Linked DNA regions of Homo sapiens: all the other regions are linked to region 6. The links are chromatin contacts, found by Hi-C or POLR2A ChIA-PET in ENCODE. All regions are on one chromosome and are shown on one strand. The core of a region is the stretch at or near the end of the contact, and the rest is flanking DNA. Distances in the headings are between cores, read along the strand shown.

Region 1 (3,931 bases), core at 269-2,768, 7.1 Mb before region 6:
CCTGAACCCATAACTAAGCTGTTGATTCTCGAGCAGATCCTCTCAAACCTTCCTACTCCAGAAGACGTGCCGCTATTTAAATCATAGGCTGTTTAGGGTAAATGAGACAGAACCAGATCCCCAGGTGGACAAAGCTGGTAGGATCACGAAATTAAACCTCGGGCTGCGGATCCGGTCCTGGATCACTTCCAGGGGATGGCAGCAGCACCCGGCTCACCCAGGAGGCGCTACCCCCGAAGGTATCCAGTCCTCCTGACCCCAGGCAGCTTGGGTTTTGCCATCTGCTCGTTTACCCTTCAGCTGCCGACGCTCCCTGCTCAATCTCCATCCTGCCCCAGCCAAACGCCAGGCCTCACGCGCCTCCCTCTTCGCGGCGACCAGTCCCAAACCCACACCGGTGCGCATCGGCCCATGCAGGGGCAGCCCGTCCTGCCCTAACCCCGGCCCGCTACTCACGGTTCCAGTACACCGGGTAGCACTCTCCTTGGGTCACATCCACCTCGTAGAGGCCGCCCCGCACGCACACAGGCTCGATGTTCACAAGCTCCACCATCTCCGGCTCGTGCCCCGTCGTACTCTGGCAGAAGCCGCAGGCGCGGTCCTCATCGTCATCTTCTCCGGAACTGGAGGCTGGGCCCGTGGGGGAGCACACATGGTCGCCGTCCCGGTCCCCGCCCTGGGGCCGGGCACCCGTGGTCTGCAGCAGGGTCCGGAAGGCGAGCTCGATGCGGAGCGAGTCGTAGCCGATGAAGGGCTTCCAGGTCTTCTTGTCCTCCTTGTAGAACCAGCGTACCTCCTCCGGGCCCAGCTCCGTCACTACCTCATAGCGGTGCCGGGCCGCCGGGCCGCCAAGCCGGGTACGTTTCCTTTCCCCGGGGGACCCTCCTGTCGCGCCGCCGCCCCCCGAGTTCGTCGGGACCAGCGGAGGCTGCTGCGGCGGGTGCAGCGACAAGGAGCTGCCGCCGCCGCCGCTCTCACCCTCGCTGTAGTAGCGCAGCGAGGAGCCCGACTCGGCGGAGCTGAAGTCATAGTTCTCGTCACTGAGGCAGGGGTCCAGCGCGAGGTGGTGGTTGTGGTCGTCGGTGCCCGGCGCCAAATGCAGCCCGGGTTCCCCGCGCAGCAGGGCCAGGGGCACGTCGCCGTCGTCCGGGTCCCCGCCGGGCAGGTGCTCGAAGCAGCAGACGCCGCCGCCGAACGCTGGCCTCGCGTCTGAGCCCAGCTCCCAGGCGCCGCCGCCGCCGCCTCGGCCGTTATGCTCGGGGCTCCGTGGGGACCCGCGGCCCGGGTAATTCATGCTGTGGAGACGCCGCCGGCTGTCCGGCGGCGCGCGGAGCCGTGACCCCCAGCGCTTCCGCCACACATTCAACGCCGCCGCCCTCTCCACCCGAAGTTTCTAATCTTTCAAATCCCGACCCGAGCTGCGGCGGCAGCGGCGACCGCTCCGCCCCCACGAGACCCGCAGCCGCCGCAGCTGCGTTCTGCCGCCGGCCCCATTGTCACGCAGCCCGACGTAGGCGGTGCTTCGGCCCCCGCCCCGCCCCCCGGCCGCGTGCGCCGCCCCGGAAGCCCGGGCTGCACCGGCGCCGCGCGCGGGGTTCCCCCCTGCCCCTCTGGCTGGGAGGGCAGGGTGGTGTCAGGTCGCCCGCCGCTCTTGGGCCTCCTCGGCTCCCTTCCTCCTTCCTTGCGGTCTTCATGCACAGCTGCCTCGGTCCCCCGCTTCTGGAATTCACAGCCCAGATGTGGATAGGCTTTACCCCACTCATCCTTACAATGTGGGTCATGAGCCCAGAGCCTTAAGCTACGTGTTAGGAGGGCCCCAGGATGTAGGATTCAGCATTGCTCTTTTTGACCTTAGGCCCTACTGCGGCCTCGCCTGGACGTTTTGTCACCTGGCCCTGGTGCCTCCAGACAGAACCAGGACGCATAGGTGGGTGGATACGAGGGCACTCCACCCCACACCCATCACTCACCTTGGTGTCACCACTCCCACTGGGAAACTGGAATCTAAACCTTGCTTCATATGCCATCTCATATTATTACTTATCTTTTGATGCTTGGATTTCCTGTTTTCTCAACCTCATTGCTAGGCCCTTGATGGAAACCAAGTCCATGTCAGCCTCTCCCACACAGTGGGTGCGCAATCAGTCTTAGTTGATTATAATGATGTCAAGTCCAACCAGCTGTGGTAAAGAGTGTTCGATTGAGAGGTAGAAAACAACCAGGTTCTAGATTTAGCTTTGCTAACCATCCACAGGCAAATCACATAATCTTCCTGATCTTTTTGGTTTCCTCATCTGTAAAATTAAGATTCTTGGACCAGATGATATCTAAAGTTCCTTCTAGCAATGGAATTCTATGAACTTTAAGGTTTCTTCCAGATTTTTATGCATCTCTGATTCTGTAACTCATATTCTGGGATCAAGTTGAATACAGAGGCTCCCTTATGTGGGTCTTTTTTATTTAAAAAAAATTATTTTGTAAGCACATCACCCTATGTTGAGAATCCAGAGAAAAACCATCTCCAACCTCAGTGTTTTCATTTTAAGAATAGACAGTCTTCACTATTTCTTTTACTCTCTGGTGGAATCAGATTGGTAGGGCAATTTTTCTTGCTCCTGAGATGTAACCTGTCAGACATTATTACTCTGTCATTATTTAAATCAAGACTATCTGAAGTTTGTACAGGGCCTTTGTAGGAATTTGAAAAAAGGCATTGCTTCCTGTGGGCAGATACAGAGCGGTGTTGGAGTTGATGGCTTGTCAAGTAGAATACAGGCTGGATTTTCTGCCCCAATTAGTGCCCTTAGCTGGTTAACCTTGTGCAGTGAACAACCTATCCAACTGTATACTGCAGCTCTGACTGAAAGCATCTAAGATCAGGACCCTCTTTACCACTCAAAAAAAATTTCTGAGTGCCTGCTTCCCAGTTGCTCCTCCAGTATTTCTATTGACAATATGCAGCATATGATATTGGGTATGGGCTTTGGTCTGTTTACTAGCTGTAAAAGCATTCATTCTACAGGGTTTGAATAGGTGTCTGGCCACCTATATGCCAGGCACCTCTATGCTAACTTCTACTATAAGAGAGAATGGGAGAGAGTTCTTTCTTTCTTCAAGGAACTTACAGCCTAGAGGGGGATACAGACAAGTAAACAGATACATTATATTATAGTACAGTATGAAAAGTACTATGAAGGGGATTATAAATAAGGAATATCACAACATTTAAAATATCTCTATTCCTTTATGTTTCTTGATAGAATGTAGCCTAACTATATAACTATCTGGTCAGATTATTTTGGCCAGATTTTAACTCTTGACTACACAATTTCCGTTAACATTATCCTCTGTTAAAAAAAAAAAAAAAAAAAAAAAAAAAAAAAAAAAGAAGTACTAAGGCCGGGCGCGGTGGCTCACGCCTGTAATCCCCGCATTTTGGGAGGCCAAGGCGGGCAGATCACGAGGTCAGGAGATCGAGACCATCCTGGCTAACATGGTGAAATCCTGTCTCTACTAAAAAAAAATACAAAAAATTAGCTGGACGTGGTGGCGGGCACCTGTAGTCCCAGCCACTCGGGAGGCTGAGGCAGGAGAATGGCGTGAACCCGGGAGGCGGAGCTTGTAGTGAGCCGAGATCACGCCACTGCACTCCAGCCTGGGCTACAGAGCGAGACTCCGTCTTGGAAAAAAAAAAAAAGTACTTTCTGCTTTGCATTGAATGAATGTTTCTATTACTTTTAAGTGTGCTTATTTGGTTATTTTGAGAAGATTATCCTCTTGTGGTTCACTGGGGAAATGCCACACTCCTTTTAGGTAGAGTGATCATTTTTGAAGGAAATGTTGATTCTCAACACAACCCAGGTGGCAGAAGAAGGGAATCCTAGATTCTCTGCTGACCTGGTTATCTTGGTCTAGAGCCAGGTGTGTGTAA
Region 2 (3,554 bases), core at 246-2,745, 6.3 Mb after region 6:
TCAGAGGATGGGTAATTTCATGTTCCAACGGAACAATAAAAAACTCATAATCGGCCAGGCACGGTGGCTCACACCTGTAATCCCAGCACTTTGGGAGGCCAAGGCGGGCGGGTCACGAGGTCAAGATCTTGATCGAGACTATCCTGGCCAACATGGTGAAACCCCGTCTCTACTAATAATACAAAAATTAGCTGGGTGTCGTGGCACGCGCCTGTAGTTCCAGCTACTCGGGAGGCTGACGCAGGAGAATCGCTTGAACCTGGGAGGCAGAGGTTGCAAGTGAGCCGAGATCGCGCCACTGCACTGGAGCCTGGCGACAGAGCGAGACTCCGGATCAAAAAAAACCAAAACCAAAACCAAAAAAAAACCTATCAAAGTGACTTTGAAATTTGTGTATAAACACTGATATACATCTTTTAATACTTTGCTTTTCACTTTTATGCCTCCAGGTTACTACAGCTAAGAAGAGAAAACATATACATATGAGTGTGTGTACACACACACACACGCATATAACTTTTTAAAATTCAGAAGTTGAAAGGTCCAGAACGATAGTAAGAAACTAACGTAGAATAGCCACAGGTGATTAATAACACGTTTCATGAAAGGCACATGGAAATAAATGGCAACAAAAGCTACTTTCATGGTAATCTCACATCCCACGAATACTGAAATGAAAATCGCCGCGGCAATGGACTGTGGTTCAGGTGGAACACGTTCTCGTTCGCTAAGGAGATTGATGCTTTTCATCTAAAAGCAGCGCTCATGGCGAAGAGGCTTAAGGCCACAAAACCGTGGGACAGCAGGAGGAAGAGAAGCCAGGTATCTCCACTCCAGCTGCCCTGCCTCAGACTCCTCAGTTTCGCACGTGAGGATCGTCTTGCAGGCACTGACTGGAGATGGAATCCTAAAGCATAGGTGAAGCGGAAATCCTCCTTCAGGGAGAGCCCACTGAGGAAGCCAGCGGCTAGCACGAGGCAGGACAGGATACCTCCCTCTTCGCCCACGGCGGCCTCTCTGTCATAGTAGCCACCGTTCTGCCACTCATGCAGCTTTCTAAGACACCTCTCGGTTCCCCAGCGCTTTCAGTGGGGCGGCCGGCCATTCCCGAGGGTTGCAAGAGGAGGCCCGGGGTGCTGAGCCAGCCTCGCTGCCCCCGCGTAGAAAGCCGGCCCGCCGGCGAGAGCCAGCCTAAGGCGCGGACAACCAACGAGGTGTCAGGCTCGGCAGGGGATTGCTTCTGTCTGGGGCCCGGCCGAGGTTGCGTTCGTGCCTCGCGCGCACACGCTCCGCGTTCACTCAGCCAATCCGGTGCTACTCGCGCGCCCAGGAGCGATCCGCGGTCCTACTCAGGCTGGGCCGGCTCCTTCCCGCTCCCAATACTCAGCACCCGAGCTCTCACTCCTCCCCTCACTCTCCACGAGTTCCACGCCTAGGGGTGTAGCTCCGCCCTTGTCCCCGAGTCCGCCCCCGCAACCTCCAGAGCGTGTGCTATCCTTTCCTCTCAGTCCTGCCATCTAGCTGCCTTGGGTCTCGCGCTCCGCAGAGCGTTCCGACACTCTCCGGCCTCGTTCTGCCGCCTCCGCGCGCTCTCCCCGTGCGGCCACCGCGCCCCCCAAGCTTGCCTCCTTCTTGCCGGACTTGGGGCCGCGCGCCCTGACTCCTTCCCCTCCCGCGGACCCGCGCACTCCCGGCGCGGCCTCTCCCCCACGCAGGCCACCGTGCACTCTGTGGCCTCCCCCTCCTTCCCCGCTCTCCTCGCGCTTCTCTGGCTCCCTAGCTGTCGCGCTCTCCTCGGCGAGCGCGCTCCCGGCCCGCGCGCTCCGGGCTCCGGTTTCTCCCGGCTCCTGTCAGTGCGGTGACTGCGCTGGGAAACATGGCGACCGAGGGAATGATCCTTACTAACCACGACCATCAAATCCGTGTCGGAGTCCTTACAGGTAACCGGGGGAGGAGGTCTGGGACCTATGAGGCTGCTGTCCCTGCATTGCCTTAGGCTTTTCGCCTGTGGTGGCCCTTCTCTGCGGCCTCGGGAGGAGGGAAGGCTGAAGAAGGGAACCGCGGGGGTGCATTTTACAACCGCTGAGAACCGCCGGAGATTGGGGGTGTTCCCGCGGGTCCCCTCCCCCAGGCCCCAGGAGCCGGGGTCGACCCCGTGGGATGTTAGGCCCCAGCGCCTTCGGAAGCAAAGTCCTGGGCCCCCGGGGACCGAGGGGCCGGTGCGGAGGGCGCTGCGGGGCTCCGCGCTGTCGGTGCAGGCGGCGGGATCCCGGCTCCGCAGTCTGAAGCATGCCGCTCTCGGCTGGCCTGGGCGCATCCTCCGCTAGTGCTCTTCAGAGAGAGGGGGGAATCCCATCTCCACCCCCTTCCTCTCCTTCCCTTCCCCCCACCTGGGCGGCCCCACGCCAGTATCTGTGCTTGCCTGGACGAGACTCAGGTGTTAATCAGATGAAACTGCTCCTCCTCGGGTTGTCCCTCGCGGGCCGGGCGTCCCCTCAGCCACCCATGGGGCACCCTTCGCCTCCCTCGGGGGATGGGGGATCGGCTTGCGTCCGGACCTCGGAAAGTGTCTGCCTTCTGCCTTTCCGCGCAAAAGGCCCTCTGTCTGCCTCGTCGTTTCCTTAGCGAGGACGGGCTGCAGCCTGCTGCCGGGGATCCAGCTTTTTACTTGAGAGGGCAGGATTCCCCTACTCGGGCTCCTCTCCCCCTCCTTTCTGGGAACCCCCACCCCGGTAGAGCGTCCCGAGGCTGGTGAGGAGCGCACTTTTCCCGGGTCGCGTTTCCCTCCCTCGCGAAAGCCGTGTGTGTTCTGCATGTCTGATTCCGTTGCGCTGAATTTGGTTAATATCCGTCACTTCGGCGATCGGCAGTTGCTGCAGGGCATGACTTCCAAGATGAACAGCAAGCGGATTTGTAGGGGTTTCTGCTGTGGTTCTGTAATTGGCAAGGTTTATGTGTAATTGAGTGGCGAGACGGGGGTTAAAGAACTATATTTGGAATCTGAGGGCTTAGTTTGGAGTGAAGGAAATCCAAGACTCAGTGATGTGATTTCGGAAAAAGAAGCAGTGTGGACGGGAATCCTAGTGTTTCCCTTACTTCTTTTTTTAATTTTTTCTTTAACTGTCAAATTCTGACAGGTCGAGACGGTGCTCGAGAAGGGACTAAATTGAATAAGACTTGCTTTTATTATTAGGTAGAAAAAAAATGTCTGAGACTGCCGGCAGATATTGAGTGCAAAGCTTAATTTAGCTGCTGAATTTTATGAAAAGGTGATATCCAAAGCCTCCTTTTTTCTCTTTTAAGTAAAGGATTGCCTTTCCCTGGTATTCTTTCCGTATATCGATGGTGATTAATTGAATTTTCCTAATTAAAAGACCCTTGGATAGAGAAACTAGTCTAAACCAGTTGCAGAAAAGGGAACCCCCAAATCAGAAGGTGCGCTGTTCTCTTCTTTTGGTCCTGAAACTGTTTGGGTATGTGAAGATTCAGTTGTATTTCAGAATTCCTGGAGCTGACATTGCCAATTTTCGAATAATCTGATGGTGGGATGTCAA
Region 3 (3,805 bases), core at 1-2,500, 7.7 Mb before region 6:
GGGCAAAGCATATGACAAAGGCCAGCCTGGACAATATAGTGAAACCTCGTCTCTACCAAAAAAAAAAAAAAAATCAGCCGGGCATGGTGGCTCCAGTGCCTGTAGTCCCAGCTACTTGGGAGGCTGAGGTGGGAGGACTGCTTGTGCCCAGGAGGTGGAGGTTTGTAGTGAACTGTCACTACAGCCTGGGCGACAGAGCGAGACCCTGCATGAAAAAAAGGAAAAAAAAAAAAAAAAGCATAGGACAAAGGATGGTGAGGTAAGAAAAGCTGGGTCTTTGTTGCTCCAATAAACGTAGCAATGTCTTTCACAAGGATACTGAATTCGTAATGTGCTGTGTATTCTAAAGAAAACAAATTATTTCCTTTTAATTTTGCACTACTTGCTAATCTTATTTCCAAATAGGAAAAAAAAAAGTCAACAACTATGTGCCGGCCCAATATACGTTAGTCGATCTGATTATTCCTCGGTTCTTCACAGCAGTAACACAGCATGTATTTTCTCTCTCAGGCCCAGGAATAGCGCCACCATCTACCATACACAGGTCCAAGGCTTCGATACATGTGGAATTTAAACAGTACAGAATATTCTACTTCCTCTCCAGGCAATCATCATACTTACAAGTCTGTTTCTGCCTTTTTCCCAAAACTTAAGCCCAGAGCATCTTCCCAAATTCTACGTTTGAAAGAACCAGCTTCCCCCTGCTCACAGATCGCTTCAACATCCATCTGATACTACTACTACTCTTCCTTAAGAGACATTTCCCTTGGCCTTGGGAGGAAAGGGTCTTTCACTTAAGAGCTCCGATTCTCCCCGTCGCCCCTTTCCATCCCCTCGACCCACAAAGGGCTCCGGTGTTTCCCGCCGTTCATGCAGCGAAAAGAGAAAGCAAAATGCCCTCAGGAGGCTCCAGGTGAGGCCCTTCGGTGCCCCAGAGACGGGTGTCTTAAGTCAGACTCCGGAGCTGTGCAGTGCAGCCCTGGCTACAGAAAGCTGCTTCGTCTGAATCCCCGGGTCTGCAGGCAGAGCCCACAGCCTGAAGGGCCAGCGCTGTCACCTACCTGCCCGGGACCTGCGGGCGGGGACCTGGGCCGTTCCCGAGGCCGCGCGGCCAACAGTTCCCGCCGCCACGCGACGGAGGAGGAGGCAGAAGACGGGGCCGTGCCAGACTAGCCGGGTAGCCTGGAACCACTTCGCCAACCTGCAAAGGCGTAGCACTTCTCCCTCCCAGCCTGCAGCCGCCACCGACTCGGCGGAGTCGGCCTCCTGGGAAAAAACAACCTGCGAAGCTCCTCCTTCTCCTCGTGCTCCCTACGCGAGGCACTCTCTAACCAATGGGAAACGTGGTGGGCGGAGCGAGAGTGACAGACGATTACAGAGTCCTCCCGCCGGCGCGAACGGGCGGTGCAGTAGCAGGGCCAATCAGCAGCGTGGGTGGGAAGTACAGGGGCGGGAGAAAGTAGGGAAATTACGCGCCCAATCAGATCTCGGGGCCCTCGAGCGACGGGTCCTGCGGCCCGTGGCCTTCCGAGCGCGGCGCTCAGGGGGCGTGCCTGCCTGGGCCAATCGGCGCGAGCCCACAGTGCGGAGCGAGCGCCTCAAATGCTCGGGTTTCTCAGCTGATTGTCTCCAGCCGAGAGTTGTTTTTTGCAGCTACGGAGCCGAGCCGCAGCAGGAGGAGCCGAGACCCCCGGGGGGTGGGGGGAAAGAGGAGGCGGGGTCCGGGGGAGCCGCGGCTGCTTTGCGCTGGACTCCGGGTCCCGTCACGGCGCTTCCTGGGGTTAGAGGCTGGGGTGGGTGGGGGGTAAGGGGGCAGTCCTTCTCCCCTTCGACGGCGGCTCCGAGTCCAGCCCCTTCCTTCCCGCGCTCGCTCGCCCGGCCCCCAGCCCCCTCATGAGGGTGTCCGTGCCGGGTCCGGCGGCCGCTGCCGCCCCCGCAGCCGGCCGCGAGCCCTCCACGCCCGGCGGGGGCAGCGGAGGCGGAGGCGCCGTCGCTGCAGCCTCAGGCGCCGCGGTGCCGGGCTCCGTGCAGTTGGCGCTGAGCGTCCTGCACGCCCTGCTCTACGCCGCGCTGTTCGCCTTTGCCTACCTGCAGCTGTGGCGGCTGCTCCTGTACCGCGAGCGGCGGCTGAGTTACCAGAGCCTCTGCCTCTTCCTCTGTCTCCTGTGGGCAGCGCTCAGGACCACCCTCTTCTCCGCCGCCTTCTCGCTCAGCGGCTCCCTGCCCTTGCTCCGGCCGCCCGCTCACCTGCACTTCTTCCCCCACTGGCTGCTCTACTGCTTCCCCTCCTGTCTCCAGTTCTCCACGCTCTGTCTCCTCAACCTCTACCTGGCGGAGGTAAGGCGGGAGGGCCGGCATGCGGGGCCCGGGCGGGTGCGCGGGGCCGCCGGGATCAACTCCCGCTGAGGACCAGCGGGGGCGGGGGGTGGGCAGCGAGAGGCGGACTGGAAACCAGCCTGGGGAAACTGAGGCACACCTGGAGTGTGAGCCAGTGTTTTCGCCTTAAACTTAAGTGGCTGATTGGCTTGATTACTGAGGGGTTCGGGCTAGGGGGTGAGTGAGTGAGTGTGTGTGTCTGACAACTTAAAACAGCAACGGAACGAACCCTTTGTTCGGTGTTCTGGCCCTCCGAGGTAAGGCGTTGGTGGCACCAACAAAGTGGCATCGCAAGAAGTAGCAGCCCCGGTGGCTCTGCCGAAGCCGGACTGTGTTGAGGGAGGTTGGATGCTGAGGTAGCAGCAGCTCTGCTGAAGCTGGACTGCTGCCAGCCATTACGTCACCAGGCAGAGCTGTTCCTCTGCTATTGTTGCTGCGTTTCTTTTATTAGAAGCTTATATTCCCTCCTGCATCTCCTTTCCTGTGGCTCGATAAGCCTCACATAAATTTCGTTCGATAGTTCCCCAGCAGGGTTGATGATCAATAACCAATGCTGAGGATCAGGATAAGGACCTCCATAAAGCCCTTAATGTTTGCCCCAGTTGCTTCGTGCTTTAGCGGTTTATCCTACCTCCTATTAGCATAGTCTTTTTTGGAGCTAATTAAGAGAAAAAAATACTAGCTTAACCTGTGCCTATTGCAGAAACAAAACCACCAAACTGTTTTTGCAATAACTTGCTTAATATCTGGAACCTAATCACACCCCCTTTCTCTTTTATGGGGAATTGCTGGTTGGATTGCATTGTTCTGCAGCGCTTAGGTATTTGACCCATTTCAAACAGGTTTGGGAGTGTAAGGTTGTCAATCATGTGTGTCAGCTTGTGGTATTTAAGCCATAATATTTTAAGACTTTCCCCCAAAAAAGTCCTCCTTCCCACCAAAAGAAAAGCTTGAGGAGGGGAGGAAGCAAGGTGACATCATATGCTTAATACAGACTAATATAGAATAATATTGGCCTATGCAGCTAATCCTCTCAAAGGCTTTTTTGGAGGTGATGGAATTAATGTAGTTCCAAGCAAAAGTAAAAAAAAAAAAAATGACGTATATTAAGTGTTTATATTTCCTGCATAAACCAACTCTTTTCTCCTTTAATAGGAAGTAGAATGCATAATTTTATAATCAGTCATAATGTCAGCTATTTAGCACACTAAAAACAATAGTTGAAAACAACAAAACTAATTTAACTTTTATTATTTTCCTTCTCCATCCTTTGAAAGTCCAAACAATACAATGACAAAAACGCAAACCAGTAAGCGGAAATAAGAAGCATAGGTTATCACAAATCAAATGATGCCATAGTCGTGTCACTTATTTGAGGGTGTTCTAATCTAGTTGTCGTTTAAGCTGTTATAACACTTCTACCCTTTAT
Region 4 (3,610 bases), core at 363-2,862, 5.7 Mb before region 6:
TGCTCACACCAGAAATAAGAGGGCTCCCATACAGTTACATACTGGGTGCTTTGGGAGAGGCATCTCCCCAAGGGTTTGGAAGCATCCAGGAAGGCTTGCTGGAGAAGGGAGCCTTTCAGATTGGCCAATATTTTTGTTAAGTGACAATATCAAATGATGGCAAAACTGTGGATGAAAAACTGGGAATACAAATTGGTACATTTCTGGAGAGCAGTGTTTTTACAAAATCTTTAAAATGTACATTTTTTAAAACCATAGTTCCACCTCTAGTAATTTATCCTAAGGAAATACTTTAGCTGTAGGGATGTTCATTGCAGTGTTATTTATAGCAATGAAAAATTCTCCAACAGTTGAGGGCTGATTAAAGTATATATTTTCACAAATCAGATATATAGTAATTAAAAATTGTGTTGTAGAAGCAAGCTTCTCAAACAGTGCTGCTCCAGAGACTACGTGCTCATTTGCCAAGGAATATGTGAGGCCATAGGACAAACTTAGTTCATCTTTCTCAACACGAATTTTACTGGTGATTTAGGAGTGTGACAGAGGCTACTAGTTAACTATCCCAATGTCCATTCTCTTTCCTCCTCAGTAACAAAACTCTTGATTTGTACCAGGGTGTGTTGCTGCTCACGAATAATAAGACTACATATCCCCATTCTCTGATGTGGCTAGATGTGGCTTTAGGAGTAAATGCAAACCAACGAGGTGTCAATGAACTGTTATGAAAGACTTTCAGGGAGGCCACCTTGATGGAGCTGACTCACAGGGTTGAGACAAGGGAGTGACCATTTAGCTACTTTCAGTAATTTTTAAAAAGCTTCTGTGTGATTTAAAAAGTTTTTTAAAAATTATTCTTAAAGTGGAAACAAATACAGTTTCAAATGTTTGGCTAATTCTAATTTGAGGAGTACAAGAAGAGGAGAAAAGGAGGGGGATGTGGGAGGAAGCGGATGCTTTATTTCTAAGAGAATCTTGGATAAGCAATGCTGATTTTCCTCTATGATTAAGTCCAATCTGAAAAGGCTGACAAGTCTCGTATAAATTGCTTGTGGTAGAGACTCCTTTTTTTGTGTTTTCACTGTGCTTATGGTTATTTCATTTTGTAGAATCCAAGATGCCCGCCCTCCTCCTCCTCCTCCTCCACCCTCTCCCAAATTTGCCTAAGATATAATAGGCAGGGTTTCAGGATTTAGAAACGATGCACGTAGATTTCAGACTGCGCCTCTCTCTGACATCAGAAAACCTACATTGCCTAAGGCTGGCACAGAGTTGGCCCCAAAGTCTACTTAGAATTTGCCGGCGGAACAGCAATGACCACTGGGCCACAGCGCTTAAGACGCCCGCTGGGTACCAATCCTGGGAGTCGGGGGCGGTGCGAGTCGGGCCCCCCCCATCCCAGGTCTGCGTAGCCAATAGCTCGGGACGGGAGCGGGAGGGGCGTGGCGTGTCCGGCAGGGGGCGCCGTGATTGGCACGCCAGCTCCCGCTGTCCGCGAGGCTGCCCTAAAGTCTAGCTCATGAGAACCCCAGGCAAGTGCGGACCTACAAAGTTTGTCCGCTCCGGGGCACTGTAGTGGCTTTTACCCTGGCCGGGCGGGCGGGGCTCAGCCGGGCTGGGCTGGGCTCCGCGGCTGGAGCCGGGCTCTACCCAGAGCAAGACCCTGATGGCTGCGGTGTTTCTGGTAACGCTTTATGAATACTCGCCGCTTTTCTACATCGCGGTGGTCTTTACCTGCTTCATCGTGACCACCGGCCTGGTATTGGGATGGTAAGTGTCCCAGGGGTGAGAGACGAAGGGGCGGATACCGCCAGAGTGGGGTCGCGACGAGCAGCAGGGGGCACCGGAGCCGGAGGGCCGCGGGCCGGAGGACGTCGGGGATTCGGTGTCCCCGGGTGCCTAGAACTCCGACTTTCTCTGGGAGGAAAACAAGGTGGACGCTGCACCTGCGTCACTGCCCTGCATCACCGTTTGGTCCGTGTCGCTGGGGCATCTTGGGGTGGTACCGCATTGGGGTGTTTTACTCAGCTTTGTTTCTAGGCGATAAAGCAGCCAGGAAGGGCTTGGGCTTGGGCTTGGTGTTGGGAGAAAGTGCTTCTCTAGTAGGCTTCTGTCCCGGATTCGGGCCTACTGTGTGTCCTGGATGAGTTAGTCACCTGTGCTACAGTGCACAGACTGGACAGTAAGCGAGGTTAACAGTTGTGATTCTGACCTGAATGGAGCCCTTAGCCTCAGATCTTTCAGAGTAACTTGTAACTGAACTGTTACCGTTTGAGAATTTAATGGTTTCTGTATACATTCCACACCTTTTGAAGTAATATTTAGTCGATAGAATTGTAAAATCATAATTTTAGAGCTGGAAGAGACCTTAGAAATATGTAACACCGAGGGTAGGACAGTTGCCTATTGGAGACAAGGAGAATGGTCTGTTAGATAACCGCTGAGCAATTCTTCTAGCCTAGAGGTTCAATTTCTCTCTTGAGGAGATGCTATTGTATCATGTTTAGACAAGCCTTGTAAATAACGAGTTGAAACCGTGTAACTAGCCCACAACAGTTTTTCTAGGCTGCAGCCTCCAAAATCCCTTTGAGATGATAATAGTTACAAAAAGATCAAACAGCAGTTCTAAGTGGATAACAGCCATGGTCTGAAGAGGTCAGAGGGGACTCTGTTGAAGAGGGACATGAGCTGGATTTTGGAGAATGAGCATTTTGAAAAATAAATGGAGTTAAATGTATATAGTAGGGAAGAAAAAGCATCTCAGAGAAGACAGCATGAGCATAGGGGCAGAGAACATGTTAGTGAATAAAGAAGGCTACGTAAAACGAGTTTTAAAATAGCCTTTGGTCACATATATGTGATTGCCTTAAAGAACACGGGCCCTTGTCGGTTTCTGAAAATATATGCCATCTTTAGGAAGTGACAAAAGTTTTAACCTGTCCACACTGCTCCTCACCCTACCAGCAATAGAGCATAGAATTCCTTGCCTTGTATGTGGGTGAGGATTGGAAATACAAATTCCTTATTTGTGGGGGTAAGATTGGAAAACAAAGACCAATCTTACACAATTGGTTATTCTTGACCCATCAGATTTTATTGCTAATGTTCATTACACAAAAGTTTGTAATTGGAATGAGGAAGGTGTTGCCCATGTGAGAAAAGCAGTCTTAACACAAGATTTTTAAATGACTATAATGTTAGTGTTATTCTCTTAATGAAGCATAATTTTCCTCCACTAAGGAAAATAGTAACTAGTTGATAATTGCCTTATGTGCTTTAATTTTTATTTTAAATAGGCCAACTAATTAGATATCTTAGATATCAATCTTTAGTATTGGGAAGAGGGTAGTCAGGAGCCTCATGTTTGTAGTGGTTAACAGACAGACTTTGGAGTCAGTCAGACATAGGTTCAAATCCTGGCTCTGCCAGCTTTAAGACTTGGTTTGAAAATTTAATAATTGCCAAATCACCCCATTTAGGTAAGACTTTTTACAAGAGTGGAAGCCCATGTAATTATAGAACGTTTGGAAGTCTGGGCTAAGCACTGCTGAGGCCACAAGACCATGTAAATCCAGTCACTTCCATCCTAATTTAGGCCTAACCAGTCATC
Region 5 (3,471 bases), core at 818-3,317, 7.1 Mb after region 6:
CCCACAACTAGCTTGCTGCCTACTTAGTGCAAACAGCTATTAGAAAGTCAACAGGTGAAGGTAAAAAATTTAAAAACTTCATTTCATTAAGAGCTATTTAGTCACCGGGCAGAAAGAAATCTGGGCTTCAGGTTTGAATATAACTTTTATTTTAAGCATCCTCAGATTCTCTCAAAGGACAGAATGAGGAAAAACAACAAAACACCCCCACAGAGATAGGACCACAATAAAAGGGTCTAAATGTCAGGGTCAAAACTGATTTTCTGCTTCCTCACTGAAAAGAAAAAGGGAAAGCCAGGCGCGGTGGCTCCCATCTATAATCTCAGCCGCCAGGGAGGCTGAGGCCGGAGGATCACTTGAGCCCAGGGGTTTGAGGCTGCTGTGAGCTCTGATCATACCACTGCACCCCAGCCTGGGAGACCCTGTCTCTTATTAAAACAAACAAACAACAAACTAAATAAAAATAAACAGGATGAGGAGGAGAAAGGGAGCAAGTTGTTAGGCACATTTGAGAAAACGTCAAAATTTTCCTTACAAACTAGCCAAACACCTACAGTGATATGCCATTTTCCTGACAAAGAATTCAGGCCCCAAAAGAAAGGCAGCCCACAACTGAGCGTATTCCCAAGCATGAGTTCTTTCAAGAAATATTTTTTTGTGGACCTTCTATGGATTAAGACACTCTTTCATCCTGGAGAGAGCCCACAGTCTAGTGGGAGAGAAAGACACATAAACAAATATCTACTTTACAGCGTGATGACCGGTATTAACACAGGTCTGAACAAGGTGCAGCGGTGAGAGAGCAAAAGCAGTGCCTCAGAAACACAGGGATATCCTCTCACAGCAGGTGACATTTGGCGGGATCTTGGAAAATGAGTAAGGGGATCCAAGATCGAATCCGAGGGCTATGCTAGGGCGATTCGATTCCATCCCCACTTTGGCTTAGGGACCTCTTCTATATCCTCAGTAAACTTCCCTTCTCAGAGCATTTATTAAAACCTCCTTGGCCTTTCCAGACGAATGTCTGGCTACGTAAACTGTGAGCTCTGTAGGGCAGAGGTGGCGACGGTTCAGTTATATAAATCCAGTGCCCGGCTCAATAAGGGTATGTGGAATGGATGAATCCATTAATGAATAAAGACAGCAGACCTCCACAAAAGCCCGCCGGCCGGGCGCCTTTTCCTACCGGCTGGGATCGCTTCGTCCAGCCTGATTCACTCAGGAGGAATGCGCGAAGAGGCCGTCAGGAAGCCTCGCCCTAGACTCAAGAAAAGAACCTGGGAAAAGCTCAGGATCCTCCCAGGAAACAAGGACCCTCACTGTGGCCCAGGGTCTGAAGGGACCGCGCTCCGGGTTCCTAAACCTGTGAAAGCGGCTTATCCCATTCCTTTACTTACATTCGCGAGGGAAAGATTTCAATTCGGTCTTTGCCCGACATTCTGACGATAACTTTTCGGCTCGGGTCCCCGGCCGGGCAACCGAGGCTGCAATAGCTCCAGAACTGGCCTCCACAGTGTCTTCCTCTACGGGAGTCAGCTGGTTGTGTCACTTGACCCCTCTTGTTGCTAAGAGGCAGCAGGGACACCCATTTTCACTTCCGCTTCCGGTTGTCACAGGCGACGAAGGGGGAGGACAGAACAGAGGCGTTGCCCGGATGTCGAGGCGCGCGCACCGCGGAACCACCCCTCAATTCCGGTTCGCCTCCCAACCCCTCCCCATCCAGCTTCCCTGCGGCTGCGCAATACGCGGCACGCGCCAGGCCAAAGACTAGGAGCGAAGCGTGCACGCCTTGTCTTTCTCCACCTTTCGTCTTTGGTCACAGCGCCATCTCATGGTTAGCTGAAACTTTGAAAGAGGATTCATTCTTCAGAGGCAAGGAATCGGAGTCCTATGTCTTTCTCGCGCCTTGAAGGTTACTTAGCTAAAGCTAAGATAGCGAGAAACAGTACTTTTCAGGTCCTTCCATGATCTACATTCGTCCTTGTTCTCGGAGGACCCAGACTCTATGGTTAATGATGAAGAGGGGCCTCTATTCGTTCAGCGCTTGCGCATGCGAGGAGGTTCCGCATGCGCGGTGGAGTGAGCGAAGCGCACGCTGAGGAGGATCGGCGGCCGGTGAGGGGGAAGCAAGTCTGGTCTCTGTGATTGAAGAAGTCGGCTCTGGGCTCCAGTGCGGGAATCACACACATACCTCAGGTGACTAATCCCAAGCTCGGTTTCTCCAGGAACTCACTTTGGTTTGTGTCCAGTGACATGGGTGTTCGAGAGCGGGTAGGCCCCGGGCTAATACCTCCCTTTCCCGTCCCTGCGCGGGAAGTGGCTGGACAGCACCGCCACCACCCGCGCTGTCGTGGGCCTCCTCGCCGGCTCCGTGTAGGTCATCCTGTGTTCCAGAGGCATCGTTGTTCGAGCAGAGGAATCTCGTGAAGGAAAGTGGGCCGAGTGGATTGTACAGCCTCTACAATATGCCGAAAGTGAGAATGCCATGACGATGGGGCGGTCTCAGGAGAACGCTGTGACACCGTAACTCTTAACCCCGGCTCAGGACGCTGAGCACTTTGCTTTTTCCAGGCTTGAGAATTCCATCTTTTCTTCCGCCCCAACAGCTCTACCAAAAATTTCCCCTGCGTCTCAGTGGAAACCAAACTGGCCTCTTACCTGAGAAACCTGTGGGACGGGCACCGTGTTGGAAAGAGCGGGGTCCGAGTAGTTTTTCATCTGATAATTGAATGAGTCACCCCTTGAACCAAAACTAAATGAGACTTGAGTTTATTACTGTTACTATCAGTTTGTCGTATTTTGGCGACAATGAGAATAGAACTGTGTTAAGCATATGTTAGGTTAACTATGTTAGTTAAGCATAACTAAAACCTAAGATAAGGATATATTTTCGGGTTAAATACACAGTCATGCTGAGGTCTCTTTATCCTCAAAACTTAGGCTTTTTAAATTTTTATTAAGCAAAAAACATGGTTTCTTCGAGAAAAAGTATAGCAGAGAAGTCTTTATTTCCCCTCAATTGAGTTGTTATTCAAGGAACAATCTCTGTCAATAGTTTGGGGGTGACTTGTACAGAACTTTGCTACCTATTCTTAGTTCATCTGGTGCCAAAAGATGTAGTTGTCTCATGCACAGTAATGTTTGTAGAGATTCGGTGATAACTTTCTTTTTCAACTATAATGATGAAATAAAAGCTTTACTTATGTAGCACTCCTATACCAAGAACTAGCATTCAGAGAGCATTCCTAATACGTGTTAGATCCAAATTAGAATTATCACGAGAGTTGTCCCCATCACATAATATATTTTGGAAAGGAATGTGAACTTCTATATCCATTATAGCAGTTTGACCATGCACTGTTTTGAGAAAGAAGTCCTACCTACCATTTGTCATGCAAAATAACTGACTATGCAGGGTATTTGAAATTAGCCTGGAGTTTGGTTGATATATTTTGAAAGGTGGCTGATACT
Region 6 (3,797 bases), core at 351-2,850:
CTGTCTCAAAAAAAAAAAAAAAAAAAAAAAAAAAAGTGAAGGAAACAGAACCTTCCCCAAAGTCATGTTGAGAAAATTAGAGATGGCTTTTTACAACTTTAAAAGCAGCAGCTAAATATTTGCTGAATGCCAGAAAGAATAAATAGGTTGCTTTTGATCTAAGAGTTGGGGCAACAAAATGGTTTAGGAGATAGAAAGTAGTAGGGTGCAAATTGCTATAGTGAGCTCCTCAAGTAAAATAGAGAGGCCTTCAACATAAATTTACCTTTTTTACTGGCCAGAACTCAATTTGGCCAGTAAAAGAACCTGCCTTCTACAATGAAGTCTTTGGTTTGTGTGTGCATCAGAACATCTTTTAAAAATACGGACTTTTCTTCTAACTTCTTTTCCTGCGAATGTGGTGTAGGTCAAATTCGTGAACTGGTTAAGCCGCTGACAAGAGAGGGAAGGGCACCCCAGCCAATGGGAACCCGTGCTGGTGATGTACTGCTCCTAGGCTGCGATTCATTGGCTGCCTAGGGTTTGTCATTCTATCCCCGGCGTCTGCAAGCAGCGTGGGTCGGGTTTTCCAGCTAGCTAAACTGGATTTTGGCCGCTGGCACGTGCAGTTTCTATTAACTTTAGCTCATCTCTACCTCTTAATAGAAGCAGCTGTTATGTTTCTGATTATTCTCCTGATTTTGAAAAATCCTGTTCCCTTAACCTACCTCATTGGAGGTCGTTGGAGGTCCCCTGGGACAGAACCACGTGATTATCTAACATGTGCAAATAAATACAATGTGGAATCCCCTGAACTATAGAGGGAAAACCTGCCAGAAACTCAGAGCATGTGCCCCGTGCGTGAATCAGTTGCACTCGCACATTGGTGGGCGGTGGTAGCGTGCTTGTGTCTCTGCCCTTTGGGTCGCGAGGTGTGTGGCCGTGGCACCTGCTTGGGCTTCCTGGGGTCACTGGGAGAGGAAGGCTCTGGAGGAGTGGGACTCTGGGGTAGGGGGGTCTGGCAGCTGCCTGGGACCCACCATGGGTTCGAAGGGCAGCGGCCAGACCGCGACGGCGCCCAAGAAGGGTGGACAGCTTCGGGTCTGTGCTCGGGGCTGCGTGTACACCATCTTCGCAGGGAGTGGGGTTTGTATCTGCAGGCAGGTAGAAGAGCCAGGGCTCCGGGCGCGGACGCCGTAGGGGTAGCTTCCGAGTCCCTACTTGGCCAAGGGCCGGCACGGAGGGGCTGTCGATCTACTGGGCACCTAATAGCCGCACATTCTGTCCAGTCCCTGGCGCCGGAACGTGAAGGCCCGGGTCCTGGCTGCTATCCGGGATCCGGACGCTCCCTTCGGCTTCGGCCTGGTGCTCCAGGCCGTAAGGCAAAGGCGGCGGCAGCAGCAGCGGCAGAGAAAGAAGCTGGGTAAGGCAGTGACGTCATCTGTGGCGGCCCCTCCCCCGCCCGCCAGCCCTCACCGCAGTTCCTGCCCAACGACATCCGGGTCTCTGTAGCTGCGCGCCGCGCCGCAGCTGTAGCGGCGGCGGAGCCAGCGGGGCGGGGCGAGCGGAGGGGTGGGGGAGGGGCGACGCGGTCGTGAGCGCGCCTGCGCGGGGCCGCGCTAGAGGCGGCGGCGGCGGCGGTGGCGGCGCTAGGGACGGGAGCGCGCGCGGGAGCTAGAGAGCAGTGGTCTCGGCGCTCGTCCGGCCCGCAGCTTCGGGTCCTCAGGCGGCTGTTGCTCCGGAACGGGTGGTTGGGGAGGGGGGGGTGGGGGGACTCTAGACAGCTGAGGCGCGAAAGCGATGAGTCCTCGGCTCTTCCTCCTCCTTCTCCGGGACCCGCTCTCTGCCTCCCTCTCCAACGCCCGGATGATCTGAGCCGCGAGGGCGCCGACAGCCGGGGGCCCGGACGCAGCCCGGCTCCTCCCCTCCTCCGCCCCTTCCCCAGCCTGACCTGGCCCGCCGCTGCAGCGGTGACCCCTCCCCCGGCTGCCGCCGTCGCCGCCGCGGTGACCCCCTCCCCGGCTGCCGCCGCCGCCGCCTCGGCCGACCAGGGACCTGCCCGCCTGCGGCTGCTCCGGGTAAGTGCGGCGCTCGGGCCGACGGCGGGCTGGCGGGCGGTGCGGGCCTGCGCGGCGGCGGCGGCGGGCAGGCCTGGGGCCTGTAAACAAGCCGGGCGTCTGCCCGGGCGCTCCCGGGAGGAGACGCGACAACTCCACCCCCTGGCCGGCCTCCTCCCCCGAGCCGGGCGGCGGACGGCGAGGGGTTAACGCTCGGCGAGGGCGGTGGCGGGGAGGCGGGGGCGGGGTGTTAGTTGCGGTGGCGCGGGGAGGGGGCGCGACCCTCTGGCCGTCCGCGGCCGAGATGGGTGTTTGTGGCGGCGAAGCAGGCGACGGCCGCAGGCCGGCCTGGCCGGAGAGCGGCCTGCAGAACTTTTCCCGAGCGGGGAGGGGGCGTCCCCGCGCCCCCACCCGCTCGGGCGCGCCGCCCCGGCTGTCCTGGGCTTCAGCCCCTGGGAGGGAGGCGGGGAGACTTCCTTTGAACCGGGCTTAGCCTCGAAAAACCTAATTCTGTAGAAATTGCTTAAGGTTTTACAGGGGGCAGGGCTGAGAGACTCCTTCAGAACTCAAGTCAGTGAGTGATGCCTCTAGTTCATTCATTATTAAGGCATCGAACAAATCCATTGAAGTAAATTCCGATTTCTTATCCTTTTAACTACGTAAATCGGGTAAAACTTCTTGATGTTAGAGCTTGGTTGAGGTATGGTTCTGTTCTGCTTGTAGATTTTAAATAAACTTGGAGCCTTTTCTTGAAAGACAGCTGGCTGTGGAGAGCCTTCTACCAACTGCAGTTTTAGATACGTTTTGAAAATTTCATCACCTGAGGTATTTTTCTTCTCTCCTGAAACACCACATGGTACAAATCCACAAAAGTCATGCTTCAGTTGTCCAAGCCATGGGATCTGTGTGCTAGCCCCACCTCCCCGCAAGTTTCCTGCTCATTGGAATAATGAGCTGAATGTGTTTTAAGAAGTGGTTGGAAGAGTATGAGAGATAGGTATCATTTTCTCAAAGGAAATGATTTTGACATTATTGAGAGAAATTAGACATTTTAACAATTGTTTTGTAAAACAGTCTTTTCAAACTTGCACGTTGGGGTTTTAAACACAACCACTTTACATGTGTTGCGCTCCGAAAAGTGGAGGGATTTGTTGAAACACTACTCTGCTGAGACTTAGGGTTCCAGAGCACTTGGGAATTTAGCATAGCTTGGTCCCCAACTCTCTTTGAAACACTTTACTTTTATACTTTTATCTTGCTACATATTGGGCCTTTTCCAAAGATTGTATTTCTGTAACTCCTTATTTTACAAATGAGAAAATTGAAAATAAGGAGATTCTCTATTCTTAGATGCTGCTTTTACTGACTTAATGCTTTCTTTACCAATAAATAATTTGAAGCACAAAGTAACATTTCCTAGTGTTATAGTTTTGTTCTTGTTATGTGTAACTTATATGTATCTGATTAAACTTTCAGTCATGTAAGGATGATTACTTTTAACCTGGAAGTTTACAGCAGTACCACATTATTGAAACTATAATGAACTTCCTGCACATGGCAGTTGCCTAAGACATTTTAATTTGATATCATAAAACATTTTTAGATCGGTGAAGTAATTATATTATGGGAAAGGTGTATTAAGACTGATAATGTTTGAAGTTAACTACCTCAATTATATTTGAGAAATAATAGTCATCAAATTGCTTTTTATTTGGCTTGTATCTTTTTATGTATTTTGTGTACATATTGTATCTTTTTACA

Evidence for each region. A loop is a pair of places that touch in the nucleus more often than their neighbours do. ChIA-PET counts read pairs that join two places held with the same protein, here RNA polymerase II (POLR2A). Pooled maps may share reads with other maps.
Region 1: a map of CD8-positive, alpha-beta T cell shows a loop between it and region 6 (20-fold over the local background). The contact joins the promoter of DDHD1 here to the promoter of PPM1A in region 6. A Hi-C loop is called at or near these places in 2 of 168 maps with a recorded cell type or tissue (CD8-positive, alpha-beta T cell and naive thymus-derived CD4-positive, alpha-beta T cell) and 5 of 50 pooled maps. POLR2A ChIA-PET finds 5 or more read pairs at or near these places in 2 of 52 experiments (CD4-positive, alpha-beta T cell and naive thymus-derived CD4-positive, alpha-beta T cell).
Region 2: a loop to region 6 is called in a map of CD4-positive, alpha-beta memory T cell, with 24 times the contacts of the local background. The contact joins the promoter of GPHN here to the promoter of PPM1A in region 6. A Hi-C loop is called at or near these places in 2 of 168 maps with a recorded cell type or tissue (CD4-positive, alpha-beta memory T cell and naive thymus-derived CD4-positive, alpha-beta T cell) and 10 of 50 pooled maps.
Region 3: a loop to region 6 is called in a map of CD8-positive, alpha-beta T cell, with 20 times the contacts of the local background. The contact joins the promoter of TXNDC16 here to the promoter of PPM1A in region 6. A Hi-C loop is called at or near these places in 3 of 168 maps with a recorded cell type or tissue (CD8-positive, alpha-beta T cell, ascending aorta and naive thymus-derived CD4-positive, alpha-beta T cell) and 10 of 50 pooled maps.
Region 4: a pooled map shows a loop between it and region 6 (18-fold over the local background). The contact joins the promoter of CGRRF1 here to the promoter of PPM1A in region 6. A Hi-C loop is called at or near these places in 5 of 50 pooled maps. POLR2A ChIA-PET finds 5 or more read pairs at or near these places in 2 of 52 experiments (K562 and OCI-LY7).
Region 5: a map of naive thymus-derived CD4-positive, alpha-beta T cell shows a loop between it and region 6 (20-fold over the local background). The contact joins the promoter of EIF2S1 here to the promoter of PPM1A in region 6. A Hi-C loop is called at or near these places in 1 of 168 maps with a recorded cell type or tissue (naive thymus-derived CD4-positive, alpha-beta T cell) and 4 of 50 pooled maps. POLR2A ChIA-PET finds 5 or more read pairs at or near these places in 1 of 52 experiments (CD4-positive, alpha-beta T cell).

What each region holds. Positions count from the first base shown.
Region 1 is chr14:53,151,805-53,155,735 of GRCh38, forward strand. DDHD1 (DDHD domain containing 1) reads right to left here and starts at 1,519. Exons shown (of 13, transcript NM_001160148.2): 1 at 457-1,519. The coding sequence starts at 1,294. DDHD1-DT (DDHD1 divergent transcript) reads left to right here and starts at 1,550. Exons shown (of 3, transcript NR_110062.1): 1 at 1,550-1,927. RefSeq lists enhancers at 275-324, 345-544 and a silencer at 1,365-1,694.
Region 2 is chr14:66,506,652-66,510,205 of GRCh38, forward strand. It overlaps GPHN (gephyrin), which reads left to right and starts at 1,496. Exons shown (of 23, transcript NM_020806.5): 1 at 1,496-1,940. The coding sequence starts at 1,877. RefSeq lists silencers at 1,541-1,730, 2,081-2,230 and enhancers at 2,321-2,480, 2,731-2,780.
Region 3 is chr14:52,551,255-52,555,059 of GRCh38, forward strand. TXNDC16 (thioredoxin domain containing 16) reads right to left here and starts at 1,251. Exons shown (of 21, transcript NM_020784.3): 1 at 1,062-1,251. It overlaps GPR137C (G protein-coupled receptor 137C), which reads left to right and starts at 1,582. Exons shown (of 7, transcript NM_001099652.2): 1 at 1,582-2,337. The coding sequence starts at 1,894. RefSeq lists silencers at 1,772-1,841, 1,852-2,051.
Region 4 is chr14:54,508,294-54,511,903 of GRCh38, forward strand. It overlaps CGRRF1 (cell growth regulator with ring finger domain 1), which reads left to right and starts at 1,613. Exons shown (of 6, transcript NM_006568.3): 1 at 1,613-1,770. The coding sequence starts at 1,667. RefSeq lists silencers at 1,274-1,703, 1,503-1,688 and an enhancer at 1,864-2,093.
Region 5 is chr14:67,358,261-67,361,731 of GRCh38, forward strand. EIF2S1 (eukaryotic translation initiation factor 2 subunit alpha) reads left to right here and starts at 2,068. Exons shown (of 8, transcript NM_004094.5): 1 at 2,068-2,196. ATP6V1D (ATPase H+ transporting V1 subunit D) reads right to left here and starts at 1,544. Exons shown (of 9, transcript NM_015994.4): 1 at 1,398-1,544. The coding sequence starts at 1,438. It also overlaps a transcript of GPHN not described here. RefSeq lists enhancers at 655-1,441, 1,284-1,503, 1,524-2,323.
Region 6 is chr14:60,247,621-60,251,417 of GRCh38, forward strand. It overlaps PPM1A (protein phosphatase, Mg2+/Mn2+ dependent 1A), which reads left to right and starts at 1,601. Exons shown (of 6, transcript NM_021003.5): 1 at 1,601-2,057. RefSeq lists enhancers at 155-404, 947-1,675, 985-1,034, 1,095-1,444 and silencers at 1,545-1,644, 1,845-2,584.